2 separate regions of the Homo sapiens genome follow, and region 2 is linked to region 1. A link is a loop called in an ENCODE intact Hi-C map of the cell type or tissue named here. Cell type or tissue: OCI-LY7. All regions are shown on one strand. Each heading gives the region's core, and the rest is flanking DNA. Links, peaks and the distances in the headings are about the cores only.

Region 1 (2,926 bases), core at 212-2,711:
GAGCGCCAGCTCCATGCCCACACTGTGACAGACTCTGGGGAATCACACTTATTTGGAGTCTTTCTAAAGGAAGTTTTTATCATGTTTATACTTAATATGAGAAAAATGAAAACTAGTAAAGGAAATGACCTGCTGGCACAGGAAGCAGCAGCAGAGGCTTTTTCTGTAAACTTCCTAGGACAGATCTTAGCTAAAAGTGAGGAAGAAGTTTCCAGCAACTTGAGCCGAGACATCTGCCTCTGCCCAGGTTGTTCTCACTGGTGTTAGTCAGCAAGGTCTGATCCTGAGTATGGAACTCGTTAACAAGGAGGAGGAGCGTGGAGAGGCCCAGAGAGGATTCTAACATCCGTCACCAAATGGACAGAAAAGGCACTAACCCAATTTAAAATTATATCACCGGGTGGAAATAAAATCTAAAGAAACAGCTTTTCTAATAAAGAGGTTCAGGGTGTCACAGGAAGGACAGGAAAAAAATCATACCCCATTTTCTATTAGAAATGATTTACTTTGATCATCATTCCATCTGTTGTCGGGCTGCAGACAAAGTCAGCTACATTTGACCTTATCAAATATTTATAATCAGAATATAGCCTCAAACAAAAATAAGATACATTTTGAAAACATCGTGGTCAACTTTGATCCCTATGTGTGATGAAGTGTGTCCTCTTATACCTCAAAGGACACAGCTGCAGATCTTTGCAGGTGTTTGATAAACTCCTTGATACCAGATATTCTGCTTTGTCAAATGACAAAGTATCTGCAAGGATAGGCTAATTGTAACATTCTACATGCACAACTTAGCTAGATATTTTGAAACTCCAAGGCTATTGCTCTCTACCTTTTATTCTCTCTGAATCTGTGAAACCAACCATACCCGCCTTCAGCTCACTGATCATCCTTAATGCTTCCTTTAAGGTACTATCTTCATCCAGTTCAACATTTATCAGGTGCCTAATATGTGCCAGGCACTATAGGGTATACAGACGAATGAGACAGTTCCTGCTCACGAGGAGCTTACAGTCTGATGCTTTGGTTCTTCAAAAAAATGCACACAAACTTTCAGACTCCCCAAAGCCCATTAATTCACAGGCTCAACAGATCTGTGAATCTCAGATTAAGAACTCAACCCAGTGCAAAAACAAAAGGAGTCCACAGCAAGTTCTTAACAGGTAAATAACTGTGAGCTGTAATTAGACACTAATAGAATTGCAGAGCGTACACAGATACAAATCATACACATCCCCAGCTTATGACAGGGCAGAGGTGGAAAGACAGCAAGGTAAGTCTCGAAATAAACACATATGCTGACATTAAGAAAGACTTGAAACTAAAATATGCTGTTTGTTAGTCCAATTAGTTGTGGCACCTTATGTTCCAACCTGCAGCACAGCTGCTAGGACCTTGGTTCGTTTCCTGTCTTACTTAGAAATGAAAGTAGAGGAACAACGACTTTTGAAACAATGAACAGGGAATTAAGAAGCAAGGGCAGATTTCAGTTTTCAATGGGTTCACTGATTCCCTAAACAGAAGTGGAGTGACTCATCGTTTTCCATGCCTCACGCAAGAAGCGGGGGAGACGAGCACAAAGGGAGTTAAAGGTGGTCTGGTTTCTGTTTGTTGTTTAAGTTACCTCTGCATCATATCTGACTGCAGCAGAGAATAGCGAAAAGGCATTCTCCACAGTAATTCCTCTCTTGATAATGTGCTGACAAAGTTTTTTCAGTCTGTTTTCACAGTAAGATGTCGCCAAATCCAGAAGACCTAAAAGTAAAATATGTGAAAGGTTTAATCAAATGTATAATAATTTCCAATACACAGAGATTTTGTTTTGGTGAACAGAGGTGTACAGGTAAATTAGAAGTTTCTTAGTGGATAAGATTCTGAATTTGAGTAAATAAATTCTCTTTTTTACTGTCTGCCTCCTCCACTTCCACACCTCTCCTATATTTACTTTATACAATTTCTTCAATAGTGCAAAGAAAGAGCAAAAAATGCAATTTCAATCCTCATTTTGTTTCTAAAACGCTAAATGCATTAGCAACTTATACTTCACTACTAGAAAATTAAAATAAGCCCATAGCTTAATACCTAGGTGATGGGTTGACAGGTACAGCAAACCACCATGGCACACGTTTACCTATGTAACAAGCCTACACATCCTGCACGTGTACCCCAGAACTTAAAAATAAATTAAAAAAAAAAAAGTCCTTCAGTAACATTAGAACAAAAAAGCCTATGGTCATAAACTAGGTCCAAAACTATTAACCATAATAACTACACAATACTACTTTTAAAGATACTTACTTCAAATCTTTTTTAAGCACCAAATTAAAGCCAATACACCTGAAGCTTTTTACATTTCAGGACTAAGAATATGAGGGGATATATTCTCCACCATGCGGCTCGTCCATCCCAATGCTACCACAGTACCTATAGCATCTTCTGGCGGCAGGTCGACTGTGTCTGTGTAGAGGTACTGGAGAAAGGCACGATACACTGGGTAAGAAAACTGATCGATTTCTATCACTTCCTTCATGTCTTCATTCCAATACGACTGGAACATGGATCGAAAATGCTCACACCTAAAACAGCAAAGCAAAAGTCTTATTTGTTCAGCAGCAATTTTTAAAAAAGAAAAAAAAATTACCTAATTAAGTTGATAAAATCAGATAAACAGAAGTATCCTTGGGCCGGGCGTGGTGGCTCATGCCTGTAATCCCAGCACTTTGGGAGGCCAAGCGGGTAGATCACCTGAGATCAGGAGTTCGAGACCAGCCTGACCAACATGGATAAACCCCGTCTCTACTAAAAATACAAAATTAGCTGGGCATGGTGGTGCATGCCTATAATCCCAGCTACTCAGGAGGCTGAGGCAGGAGAATCGCTTGAACCCGGGAGGTGGAGGTTGTGGCGAGCCGAGATTGCG
Region 2 (2,926 bases), core at 204-2,703, 92 kb before region 1:
CCTCTTTTTATCTTACTGAATTTCTCTAAGACTTCCAGTACAGTATTGAATAAAAACAGTGATAGCAACTGTCTTCATCTTGTGCCTAATAAAAATTCTCCGAATGTTTCATCATTGAGTATGATGTTTGCTGTCATTGAGTAGGATGTTTTGGTAGATAGCCTCGATCAGAATAAGAAAGTTCTCTTTTTTCCTAATTTGCTAAGGGGCCCCCCCACCTTCCATGGAATAATTTTATATTGAATTGTTTTGTTTTTCTGCATGAAGTGATAGTTTTCCTCCCTTTGCCTGTTAATATAAGCATTCACATTGATAAACTTTTCATGTTAAACTTTTTAGGTATTCTTGGGATAAACTATTTTGGTAATACATTCTTATTCTACTGCTGGATACCTTTATTCAGTATTTTTGTGTCTAAGACCCAGTAGTGATTTGGGCCTTGAGTTTTTTTCTTGCATGTCAAGGTTATACTTATCTCATAAAAAAAAGTTGAGTAGCTTCCCATATTTTTCCTGCTTCAGAACAGTTTGTATATGATAAAAATTAGCCGTTCTCTGAAAGTTTTGTACAATTCATCTGTAAAAGTTTATGGACCTAGTGTACTAGCAGTGAAAAAAATTTCATATCTCATAAAAAAAAATTGAGTAACTGCTTAAGAAAAAGTTGAGTAGCTTCCCATATTTTTCCTGCTTCAGAACAGGTTTGTGTTTGATAAAAATTATCTATTCTTTGAAAGTTTTGTACAATTCATCTGTAAAACTTAATGGACCTAGTGAACTAGCAGTGAGGGGTGGGGATGTGTGGCACACATCTCTAGTAATATCTTCAGTGTTTTGAGCCTATTTGGTAATTTATATTTTCCTAGAAAATTGTTCAGTTCGTCTGTGCTCAGGTTCATTGACATAAAACTGTCTGAATTTTAAAATGTTTAAAATCTCTTCAGTAGCTAGAGATCTATCTTCATTTGTTATTATTTATTTTGTTGCTTTTTTCCCAGCTTCTTTAATTGAATGTTTAAGTCAATATTTTCATTTTGCTAATAAAATTTATTTAAGGCCTAAATATCTCTTGGCATGCTGCTTTGGCAAAATCCTTCAGGCTTTGAAATGTATTACTTCAACCGATCACCATTTCTAAATGTTCTTAAATTTCTCCTTTGATTTCTTCTGTAAACCATATACATTATTTGGGAAATTTGATTTTTTAATTTCCGCAGGTAGTATGGGGTGGGGGGTTGATTTACTACATTCAGTGACTATGCTCTGTGTAAACAGTCTTTTGGAATTTGTTGATAATTCCTTTTGGTCTCATAATAGTTTTTGTAAATTTCATGCTTTTCCTCCCACAAGAAGTATTTTCTGTTGGGTGCAGGGTTCTATATATTTTTTGGATTAAGCTTGTTAATTTGTCATTTAAATCCTTTATACTCTGGTTTTTTACCCACTTTATCTCAGTTCCTTAGATTTGTTACTTCATCACCAAATTGTGGATCTGTGCATTTTCCTTTTAATTTTGCTTTATATATTTCAGAGTGATGTTATTTGTACATAAAGGGTCATGAATATTAAATCTGGTGAATTGTTCTGTCAGCATAAAATATTTGTGTCTTTTATTGATTTTCATATTCAACTCTTATTTGATACGTTTCTTCTTATAATTGCAGATGTCTTTTTCCAGTCTCTTCGTTTTCAGCCTTGCTGTGACATTTTGTGTAATTTAAGTGGGTCTCTTATTTTAAAATATCATATCTGGGTTTTGCTTGCCATCCAATCTGAGAGTCTGCCCTTTAATAGGTAATTCACCTTTATTGTGATTATTGACATATTTTGGCCTTATTCTTGTCATTATTTAACAAGCTTCTCTTTGTATCTTTTATATCTTATTTTTCCACCTGTTTTTTGGAACAGAGTCTTGCTCTGTTGCCCAGGCTGGAGTACAGTGGCGTGATCTCGGCTCACTGCAACCTCTGCCTCCCAGGTTCAAGCAATTTTCCTCCCTCAGCCTCCCAAGTAGCCCAGATTACAGGTACACACCACCACACCCAGCTAATTTTTGTATTTTTGGTAGAGATGGGATTTCGCCATGTTGGCCAGGCTGGTCTTGAACTCCTGACCTCAGGTGATCCACCCACCTCAGCCTCCCAAAGCGCTGGCATCACTTTTATTTTTAATTGAGGTTAGCCCCAAGTTTTCTTTGTTCATTTTTTTTTAAGTTGATTAACTTTACATTTCACAGTTCTTAAATTTATGTTTTCTTAACAAAGTGTACATTTAGTCAGTTTTGATAAGGCCCCTGTAAAGAAGAAGTTAGCATGCTTCTACTTTGCTTTCTCTCATCTTGAAACAATCCCTTCCATCTCTCCTCCAGAAAAGAACATAATCTCTCATGATATCTTTAAGAATTTTTCTTTCATTTGTTATTAAATTCAGTTTACATTTAACATTAATGTGTTTTACTCATTTATTTGCTCACTATTGCTACGTATACCTCAGTGCTTTCTTATAGGTTCATTTTTCATCATCAGATACTTATTTCTTTCACAGTCTCTGAGTGACTCTTTGAATGTCTGCAAATGTCTTTTTTTCATCTTTAGTATGGAAAGATAGCTTGGCTGGATATAGAGTTCTGGGTTCATACTGACTTTGCTTTAACATTTTGCATCTGACATTTCTGATGAGAAATCTCATTACTAGTCTAATACACCTTCCTTTTAGATAATCTACATTTTTCTGGAAACATCTAAGACTTTGTGTTTTTGATATTCTGAAGTTAGTCACGGTTTGTCTAGCGATGTGTGTTAAGAATTTTATCCTGGTTGGTACTCAGTGGATTCAGTTTGCTTATGTGTTTTCCAGTTCTGAGAAATTCTTGCTCATTATTGCCTCCTCTCCATTTTCTCAATTTTTTGCCTCCTCTTGTTTCCTTG

Evidence for each region. Hi-C counts contacts between places; a loop is a spot of excess contacts. Peaks named below come from ENCODE experiments on the same cell type or tissue, not always from the same donor. Only the 100,000 strongest peaks of a DNase experiment are listed, where the experiment ranks them.
Region 2: it touches region 1 in a loop (6-fold over the local background); 4 of 110 quality-filtered maps call a loop at or near these places.

What each region holds. Positions count from the first base shown.
Region 1 is chr13:49,539,246-49,542,171 of GRCh38, forward strand. It overlaps RCBTB1 (RCC1 and BTB domain containing protein 1), which reads right to left. Exons shown (of 13, transcript NM_018191.4): 11 at 2,431-2,582; 12 at 1,631-1,761. Among named protein-coding and RNA genes, the nearest start is that of PHF11, 45 kb to the left of the region's middle. In OCI-LY7, for the core only: no CTCF peak of the experiment used is centred there; DNase peaks (open chromatin) are centred at 256, 696 and 1,416; H3K4me3 peaks cover 1,854 bases; H3K27ac peaks cover 2,036 bases.
Region 2 is chr13:49,447,369-49,450,294 of GRCh38, forward strand. The region is part of intron 1 of SETDB2-PHF11 (SETDB2-PHF11 readthrough); the gene reads left to right. The region is part of intron 1 of SETDB2 (SET domain bifurcated histone lysine methyltransferase 2); the gene reads left to right. Among named protein-coding and RNA genes, the nearest start is that of SETDB2-PHF11, 4.6 kb to the left of the region's middle. In OCI-LY7, for the core only: no CTCF peak of the experiment used is centred there; no DNase peak of the experiment used is centred there; H3K4me3 peaks cover 1,239 bases; H3K27ac peaks cover 1,176 bases.